3 separate regions of the Homo sapiens genome follow, and all the other regions are linked to region 1. The links are chromatin contacts, found by Hi-C or POLR2A ChIA-PET in ENCODE. All regions are on one chromosome and are shown on one strand. The core of a region is the stretch at or near the end of the contact, and the rest is flanking DNA. Distances in the headings are between cores, read along the strand shown.

Region 1 (2,886 bases), core at 194-2,693:
GTCCACCTGGGACCCCAGCCCACACCCCCGCATCCCCCAGCTCCCGGCAGCGGCACTCCTGTCTGCAGGGTGCACCCACCTCATCTGCCCTGGAAGATGAAAACCCCGCAGCCGTCAGCAGCCACCTCTCAGCCTCTCAGAGGCACAGCAGTGCAGCTCTCAGACCTCCCGGCTGCGGGGTGTGCAGTTCCGGCTCCAAGCGTGGAAAGAGGTCAAGCCAGGCCCTCCAAGCTGATTCCAGATGAAGCCCATATGGATCTGGAAGGAGACTGGGCTGGAAAATGCTCTCCTGGGTTTCGCTGTAAGATGCCTACAGGCCTAAGGCAAAAGGATGTGTCTCCACTTTCAAGAAAAGCTGGGACCGCCTGGGCAGGGGCTGCTGAGCCCAGGCAGCGAGACCCCACGTCCTTCAGGACCGCAGTTCCCCATTCATTTGAAGAGCAGTTTCTGTATTTGTCATTCTCTCAGTACAGTTTGGGGGGTGGTTACAATGTTCAGGGAAATGTTTTAACAGCTCAACTCTGCATCTGAAAAAAGAGGGGCCGTGCTCCCCTGCTGACCCGTTAGAGCGCAGGGCGGCCAGCACTCCCGCAACTGCAGCAAACCCAAGAGTCCCTATGAGGAGGGACCCCAGGAAACTGCTTTTCAATCTCCATCTGCTCCCTGAGGTGGGACGCCGGGTGGGGGCCGGGCCAGGTGACTGCTGCCCTTGTCCCAGCTGCACCTTGCCCTGCCACGCTGGCCGTGCTGCCAAGCGGATGTGAACGCCGCCACCTGACACCCACCTCGCCTGCCCCCGGAGCGTCCCTGGTGACAAGGCTACTTCTGGCACCCAGGGTGGGGCAACCCAGCCCCGCCCAGACACACGCCCCAGTTGGCCTGCGCGCCCCCACGAGTCTCCCCGCAGGGGACCGAGAACACCCTAAGAGCCAGGCTTTCTGCCAGGTGGCCACTGGTCACTCGGGGGCGGTTCCGGCGGCCCTTTGCGTGGCCACCGGCCTGGCACGGGCGCATCCCCGCTGGTTTTACGCCCTTGGGGAGCTGTGGTTCTGCGCGCGGGAGCCTGTGGCTGCCCCGGCAGCGGGGGGAGGGGGCACCGGGCGGGGCAGGAGGCCCAGACCATGGGGGGCAGCGCCAGAGCCCGAGCCACCGGCAAGCCATGATGGGGGGGTCCCCTGGGACCGGGAGGGTGGGAGCAGAGCGCCAGAGCCTCGGTAACCTGGCAGAAGGCTGTGGGGAGGGAGCGTGGAGGGGAGGTCCGGGCCGGGTGACCCAGGGCGGGAAGGGGGGGCCGTGTCGGGGCGGGGTTGGGGACAGTGGCGGGGCGGGGCCTGGTGAGGGGACCGTGTCGGGGCGTTGTTGGGGACAGTGTCGGGGCGGGGCGCCGCACCTAGCCCTTCCCTGCCGCGCGCTCCTCCCCCACGCCGCGCCCCGCCCCGCCCAGCCCCGCCGCCCTCGCAATAAGGGGCCTGAGCGCGCGGGGGAGAAGCGGGAGCGGGAGCGGGAGCGAGCTGGCGGCGCCGTCGGGCGCCGGGCCGGGCCATGGAGCTGTGGCCGTGTCTGGCCGCGGCGCTGCTGTTGCTGCTGCTGCTGGTGCAGCTGAGCCGCGCGGCCGAGTTCTACGCCAAGGTCGCCCTGTACTGCGCGCTGTGCTTCACGGTGTCCGCCGTGGCCTCGCTCGTCTGCCTGCTGCGCCACGGCGGCCGGACGGTGGAGAACATGAGGCAAGGCCGGGGGCCGCCGGGAGGGGCCGGGGAACCGCCGCGCCGCTTCCGCTTCCCTAACTTTCTTCTGGGCTTCCCTCCTTCCTGCCCCGCCCGTCCCGCCCCGCTCCGGGGCTCCGGGGAGAGCGCGCCTGGGCCGGCGGCAGGCACAGGAGGGGGTCCCGGAGTCAGGGGGTCCCGGAGTCACGGGGTCAAGGAGCCGGCGTCACAGTGCCCAGCACCCCACCCCCCGCCCTGGCCCCGGGCGTCTACACCGGTTTCGGCCTCCGCCGCGTCCCTGCAGCCCGGCGTGGGGTTCCGGGGGTGGAGCAGCTTTCGGAGAGAAAGGGGGCCGGTCCGCGCTGGGAGAGGCTCAGCCCTGCTTCCTGAGCGGGGAAACCGAGGCCGGGGCGGCGGGGACTTGCCCCAGGGCTATTGATCAGGGCGCACGACGGCGTGGGGGCACCCCTCGGCCTCCCTCCGACCCCCTCCTGACTGTCCGCCCGGTGATGGGCGCACCTGTGGGGCGGGTTCCCCTTTCTCTCCCTTTCCTCTTCGCAGGGAGGTGGGGGACCCGGAGGGGACCTGCTTCCGTGCTGGGGAGCGCGCCCCTGGCCTACAGCTCCGGGGGCCCAGCTTCCAAGCGAAGGGAAGGAAGAGTTAGGACTAGGGTTCGGCGGGGCTGAAATTTTCCCCTGGACGCCTTCCAGAAGGTGGGAGCTTGGTTTTGCCAGGCTGGGGTTGGGGGCCAGAGGTCAGACTGGGCTGCCAAAGACGGCGGGGGCTGCCTGCTCCTGGGCGGGGTGGCTGCTGGAGAAGGCTCTTGCCTGCCCCCTCTCCCTGTTAGCCGTCCCCAGGCTGTTGCTACATTTCTCCCTGCCCTGTTTGGACTGCCCAGCCAGTGGCTTTTGCAATGGCCTGGGGTGGGGGCATTGTGGCCCCAGAGGCCCCCTTCCCCGTGGTTCCAGGGGCAGTGGGTGAGGGTTTGCTAGCTCCCTGCACTCGCTGTCCTTGCCAGCCCTGGGAGGGCACTGAGGCTGCTGGAACGGGCCTACAGTCATGGCTTCCAACGGAGCCCCAGAAGCTCCAGGAATATGAAGGAGGACCCTGGGCCTGATGGTGAGCATGGAGAGTCCGAGAAGGGCCTGCTGGCTGCTCAGCCAGACGTGTGTGACCAGTGGTG
Region 2 (3,131 bases), core at 1-2,500, 260 kb before region 1:
AGCGGCCGAGGACCCCTGTGTCTCCATAGAGCTGGCGCACCTGCCAGCAGATCCCATCCCTGGGGGGGCGGGGAGGAGGCACCACAGGCTGGGAGACCCCAACCAGGAATCCTAGTCCAGGCCACAGCCGGGGTGGGGTCAGGGGCCAGAGCAGGGCTGAAGTCCGGGGGCTGAGAGGAGGGTTGGGGTTAGGGTGCAGGGCTGCTCTGGGACTCACAGCTTTCGGAAGGTACTGACAGCCATGGCTGTGCCCTGGGGAGCCACATGCAGTGTGGTGGCCTCGGCCCGGTGGCCCTGCTCCTGCAGGAAACGGCAAGCGGAGCCCACAGCCACAAGGAGCCAGGTCCCTGCAAACTGGGGGCAGACCATGGGAGAACTCGAGGGCACTGTGGGAGGGCCCCTCACCTGCTTCCCTCTACACCCCCCACAACTTCACCTGCTTCCCTCTCCCCCGCAACAACTTCTACCTGTCTCCCTCTACCCCTCCCACAACTTCTACCTGCCTCCCTCTACCCCCCCCAACTTCTACCTGCTGAGCATCAAAATTGGCCTTGGGCTGGATGGTGCTGATGGGGGATGCGGGCCGGCGTGGCCTCTGAGGCTTCTGGCCCAGCGAGCCAGCTGCCAGGAGCAGAGTCAAGAGGGTCGCAGTCCCAGGGGGCAGCATGGTGGCGGCAGCAGGGTGGCAGGACTGTGGGAGGCCAAGGGTAGCACCACCAAGTCCCAGGACAGAGTCTACTCTGCTGTCACAGAGCCCAGCCCAGGAAGTCCATGTCCATCCGTTGCCTCCCCACCCCCCACCTCCAGCCTCCTCGTGAGCCTAGCTTCGATCTGCACTTCCTGGCAGGGCCCTGGCACCATGTCCTATGTACAAAGTCCGAGTTGACCTCTGGCTGTTTATCCATTTCTCCTGCACCCCTGATTTCCACCGACAGTCCTTAGCCCTTTACACGTTATCTTCCTTAAACCATCACCCAGTGGTCTTATCTCCATGGCCAACGTCACGGGGTTCATGAAGCCACTTGCTCAGGGCCCGGCAACAGGGAGCGCCGGAGGCGGGTCCCGAACCAGCGTTCGTTGAGCCTCGCCTGCAACCCCGCCCACGACCGCCGCCCGCTGGCCACAAGGGGCGCTGTTCCCAATGCGCCCGAGTGCGCGCAGGCGCACAAAGAAAAGCCGGCCAGGCCGCCGGAGCCCAAGGCGCAGGCGCACGAGGGGCGGATGCGGGCTACCCGCGCGCTCTGCCTTCCTCGGCCATCGATGCCTCGGGGCTCGTGGCGTCGGGCCTGGCGGGCTCCCCGTTGGGCGGGGGCGGCGGTCCGAGCGGCTGCGGCAGCGGAAGCGGGTCCGGGTCGCGCAGGGCGGGGGCGGCGCAGCGGGCGGAGGCGGCCGTGGTGAGTGCGCCTGCGGCCCTCGGGGGTCCCGCCTTGTCGTCCCCGCCCGCCTTGGGCGAGTGCAGGAGCCCCGAGGCCGCCCGTGCGCTCGTCCCCGCCGTCCGCCCCGAGCCCGCCGGGCAGAGCTGCTCCAGGGCCGCAGGGCGGAGGCCACTGCCTGGCCGCCCCGAGCTTCCTCTCGGCGGAAGCCCGTCCCCGGACGGCGCCTGGTGTCCCCGTGCCTCGCGTGCGGCGGTCCGGGCCCTGGCGGGCTGAGGGGCGCCCGCTGCCGGCCGCAGGAGGCCGGGGGATGACGCGGCGGAGAGGGGCCGGCCCGGCCCGCCCGGAGCTGCCGGGTCCTTGGTTGGGCGGCGGTACCCGGGCGTCCCCTGCAGACACGCAGCCCCGTGGAACTCCCGGCGGGACGGTTGGGGCTGGAGGAACAGGACGCCCGCTCTCGGCCTCCCTTCCCGGGCCTGGGCTGAGGGCAGCCGTTGGTGGGTTTCAGGGCCGCCTGGGCAGAATGTCACGATGGACGAGGGCGGCACGCCCCTGCTCCCCGACAGCCTGGTCTACCAGATCTTCCTGAGCCTGGGCCCGGCCGACGTGCTGGCCGCCGGGCTGGTGTGCCGCCAATGGCAGGCCGTGTCGCGGGACGAGTTCCTGTGGAGGGAGCAGTTCTACCGCTACTACCAGGTGGCCCGCGACGTGCCCCGACACCCAGGTCAGTGGCGTGTGGGGCCCCTACCCACGTTCTGCAGCCAGGGCCCCGGGCCCCTGCGCTTGGGGGTCAGCCTGGCTGGGGGCCCGCCCCGCGGCCCCGCGTGTCCATGCTCACCCCCCCACACCCTGATAGAGGCCTGTCAGGACACAGCGCAGGCGCCCCTCAGAGCTTGGAGGCCAGAGGGTTCATTGGGTCACTTGGGGGGTGGGGGGTACAGGGGTCTCTGTGAGCTACAGGGTTGAATCCCCCAGCCGAGGCCTATGCCATGACTAGTGGGTTCCAGGGGCACCACGGGGCCTGCCAGGACTGCTGGGGCCACACTCGGCTCATGGCCGTGACTGCGAGGAAGGCCCGGGCCCAGGACTGACAACTGCCCACCCGCAGCGGCCATGTCCTGGTACGAGGAGTTCCAGCGGCTGTATGACACGGTGCCCTGCGTGGAGGTGCAGACGCTGCGGGAACACACAGACCAGGTCCTGCACCTCAGCTTCTCCCATTCCGGGTACCAGTTCGCGTCCTGCTCCAAGGACTGCACTGTGAAGGTGAGGACGGCCAGGTGTCCTGCACACCCCACCCAGCTCTGCCGCAGCACGGAGGTCCCAGGACCCAGGCGTTCCAACCAGGTGGTGGTGGGGGGGGGGGTGGGTCAGGCCAGAGGTGACAGCAGCCTCCCTGCATCCAGCGGAGGGACCACAGAGGATCAGGAGCGGTGCAGGGTGGCCCTGAGTGCTGAGGAGAGGGTCCCACACACAGCCGCCTGCTTCAGGGGCAGGCTCCTCCGCTCTATACCAATGCCCCCCGAGTGGATGACAGTGGCTGGAAGGGGTCCCTGCTCCCTGGTGGCCTCTGAGTAGGGCTGGCAGAGCTGGGGCCTCATGGCTGTGTAGTAGCAGGCCCCCGCCCCGCGACCTGGCCAGGCGATCACTACAGCCGCCCCTGCCGAACAGATCTGGAGCAACGACCTGACCATCTCGCTGCTGCACAGCGCGGACATGCGGCCCTACAACTGGAGCTACACCCAGTTCTCCCAGTTC
Region 3 (2,895 bases), core at 94-2,593, 290 kb before region 1:
CGCCCCGCCCCAGGAACTGACCCCCGCCCCTCAATCCCCGCCCCAGGAGATGACCCCGCCCCTCACATCTCCGCCCCAGGAGCTGACCACGCCCCTCACATCCCCGCCCCAGGAGATGACCCCGCCCCTCACATCCCCGCCCCAGGAGCTGACCACGCCCCTCACGACCCCGCCCCAAGAGCTGGCCCCGCCCTTCATGTCCACAACCAGGGAACTGACCGCGCCCCTCACGCCCCATGCCCCCCTAGGAGCTGACCCCGCCCCTCACGTCCCCGCCCCAGGAGCTGACCACGCCCATCAGGCCCCCGCCCCGCCCCGGGAGGTGGCCCCGCCCCTCACGCCCCGCCCCAGGAGATGACCACGCCCCACTTCCCCCTCCCCCGGAGATGGCCCCGCCCCTCACGCCTCAGCCCCAGAAGCTGGCCACGCCCCTGACACCCAGCACCCCCGTCTGGCCACGCCCCTCCCGAGGACAGTCCCTCACCCTCGCACGCCGCCCACCAGCCAGCTTCGGCCCCTCCGCCCCCGGTCCCGATTCTGTGCCCTGGCTGAGCGCCTGGCCCATACAGCGGGCGGCAGAGGACGTCGCATTCCTGGCGGGGATCGGGGCGGGTCTTCGGCTCAGCTCTGCGGACCGCTGGGGTTCTCCTCGACGCCAGGGAGGGGCGCGCGGCGCGGGGACCCGCGCTCCGGCGCTTCCCCGAGCAGCTCCCGGGCGAGAGCGCGCGTCGCCGGCTGTCTGTGCGGTGCGCGTCCCTCCCAACCCCCACCGCGCACGGAGTGTTTGTCGCCATCCCTGTGCCCCACCCGCCCGTGTCCTGGCACCCAGGTGTGGAACGTGCGCTCGTGTGTCCTCTGGGGGTCGCGTGCCCACAGGGGTGGACGTGTCTGGCTGGCGTGGGCGCGTGTGTGGCCCGGTGTCTGCGTGGCCCATCAGGGGAGACGGGACGCGGTGCCCAGGGAGGGCTTCTCGCGGGCAGCCTCCTCGGGCGGCTACCCAGCCTCCTTCCTGCGCGCCCGCTCAGTCCCTGGCCGGCACTGCCCGGCACTGCGGGACTTCGCTCACTCCTCCCAGGGGGAAGACCCAGCCGGAAAGTGCCCTTCCCCTGACAGGGTCCTGTAGCCCTTGGGGATGACGCAGGAAAGCCCCTCACCTTGTCCTGCTGGAAGTTGGGCTGCACGGAGACCTGGGCCTCCGGTGCTGCCTGCAGGTCGCCCAGCACCCCCAGCAGGGCCAGTCCCATCCACAGTGTGTGATGAGTAGCCATTCTCCTGCAGCAGAGCGGGTGTCCGGGGCCTGGTGCCAGTGGTGTGGGAGAGCGAGGGAGGTGTGCAGGAGGAGCGGAGGGCACTGAGGAGACCCCTATTTATGGGCCAGGCTTGGCCTCCACCCAGGGCCCGGGGACAGCCCACTGAACACTCGTGATGCTGGGGGATGGGGTGGCCAGGCACAGCTGCAGCCTCGTCCCCCACAGGGCGCTTATGCAAGAGGCCTGGGCCTGCTGCCCCAGCTGAGGCAGCGTGGGGGTGAGGCAGAGGCCCCTGCCCACTGGTCCCAGAGACAGAGCTGGCAGGGACCTTGCCCACCCTCCTCCTGCTGGCAGGGCCCACCAACCCAGCGGCCCTGATAGGGCAGGGGCTGTGTTCCTCAGCCATGCCCGCCTCCGAGGCCTCTGGTGACTTCCCACTGGGGGCCAGGACCCACATCTCACAGCCCCTACCATCATTCCCTTTCCGAGCCCTGCCACCCCAGAAGGGGACACAAGCCCCACTTCCACCCTGAGAGTTTGGTCCTGAAACGCCCAGCAAGTGAAGTGTTGATGAGAAGCTCAGGCCAAGGTAGAGAAACTTGATCTGGCCCGCAGGGTCCCGAGGGCCAGGTTTGCTGGGCATGGCTTCCCCCATGGCCAGCTGTTGGGGCTCTGATAGTGACCCCTGGGTGCCCATTTCAGCCTGGGGCACCTTTGGGCTTGAGCACAGGCCCTATCCCTTGCCAGAGGCCCCAACTTCCCCCAGCAATCCCCCCACCCCAAGTCTGCCCCCCGCCGAGTCTGGGCCTCCCCACCCCGAGTCTGGTCCAGACTCGGGAGCACCCCGTGGGGCTGTCCTGTTACCCCAGCGCTGCACCCAGCTCCTTGGGCCCCTCCAGCTCGTTGGCCCTGGCTGGGGCCCTGTCACAGGCCGTCACAGGCAGGCACATGTGGTGGGCCCTCTCTGGATTCTGTTGGGACTGAGCTTCCCTGGCAGGCGTGGTGGGTGAGCGCTGCCGCTGGTCTGAAGGTGAGCCCGGGTGGGGAGCTGGGAAATGTACATGAGAGCAGGAGTGAGTCGGATGGGGTGGGGTGGTGAGCTTCTACGGGGCTGCTGGCGACCACTGGGGGCCGGAGCCCGTCTTCTTCCTGGATTCTGTGGCCCATCCCTTGCTGGGGGCGCACGAGCCCTGGGAGTGGGCTGGTGTGGACTGCTTCCTTGTTCCCCTTCCCCAGTGCCCGGGGGTCAAGGAGCCCAGACTGGGGGAGGCGCATGCCTATGTAGCAGCAGGGGCTAGTGGGCAGCACTGGTGTCAGGGCTGGTGGGGGTGGCCGGGTAGCATCCCAGGCAGAGGCCAAGGTGAGGGAGTGAGTCCCAGGGAGCCGGGAGGCACCTGAGAGGCAGGGAGAAGGAGGGCAGCGGTGCAGGGGGGCCAAGGCAGTCCTGAGAACCCACTCCTCCACCTGGACCTCCTATCAACCCCTGCCTGAAGCAGCAGCGTGCTGCTAGCTCAGATGCCATCTGTGCCATGGGCTGAGAGGGAGAGTCTGTTGGAACAGATAGGGGTGGGGTGCCTAAACCCGGGACCCCGCGTGGCCCGCAAGCCTGGCTCAGCTACAGAGCTGGGGGCTGCCGTCAGGACAG

What was found. A loop is a pair of places that touch in the nucleus more often than their neighbours do. ChIA-PET counts read pairs that join two places held with the same protein, here RNA polymerase II (POLR2A). Pooled maps may share reads with other maps.
Region 2: a loop to region 1 is called in a map of gastrocnemius medialis, with 5 times the contacts of the local background. The contact joins the promoter of FBXW5 here to the promoter of AGPAT2 in region 1. A Hi-C loop is called at or near these places in 1 of 168 maps with a recorded cell type or tissue (gastrocnemius medialis) and 5 of 50 pooled maps. POLR2A ChIA-PET finds 5 or more read pairs at or near these places in 2 of 52 experiments (A673 and activated CD8-positive, alpha-beta memory T cell).
Region 3: a loop to region 1 is called in a pooled map, with 3 times the contacts of the local background. The contact joins the promoter of PTGDS here to the promoter of AGPAT2 in region 1. A Hi-C loop is called at or near these places in 1 of 50 pooled maps.

What each region holds. Positions count from the first base shown.
Region 1 is chr9:136,686,014-136,688,899 of GRCh38, reverse strand. AGPAT2 (1-acylglycerol-3-phosphate O-acyltransferase 2) reads left to right here and starts at 1,443. Exons shown (of 6, transcript NM_006412.4): 1 at 1,443-1,724. The coding sequence starts at 1,543. RefSeq lists silencers at 717-796, 1,267-1,466, 1,687-2,256 and an enhancer at 1,977-2,838.
Region 2 is chr9:136,942,857-136,945,987 of GRCh38, reverse strand. It overlaps FBXW5 (F-box and WD repeat domain containing 5), which reads left to right and starts at 1,250. Exons shown (of 9, transcript NM_018998.4): 1 at 1,250-1,394; 2 at 1,882-2,097; 3 at 2,482-2,639; 4 at 3,045-3,131. The coding sequence starts at 1,905. C8G (complement C8 gamma chain) reads right to left here and starts at 745. Exons shown (of 7, transcript NM_000606.3): 1 at 530-745; 2 at 218-354; 3 at 1-59. The coding sequence starts at 667. RefSeq lists silencers at 1,207-1,786, 2,167-2,236 and an enhancer at 2,072-2,837.
Region 3 is chr9:136,975,952-136,978,846 of GRCh38, reverse strand. It overlaps PTGDS (prostaglandin D2 synthase), which reads right to left and starts at 1,343. Exons shown (of 7, transcript NM_000954.6): 1 at 1,155-1,343. The coding sequence starts at 1,268. It also overlaps LOC124902312. RefSeq lists an enhancer at 1-283.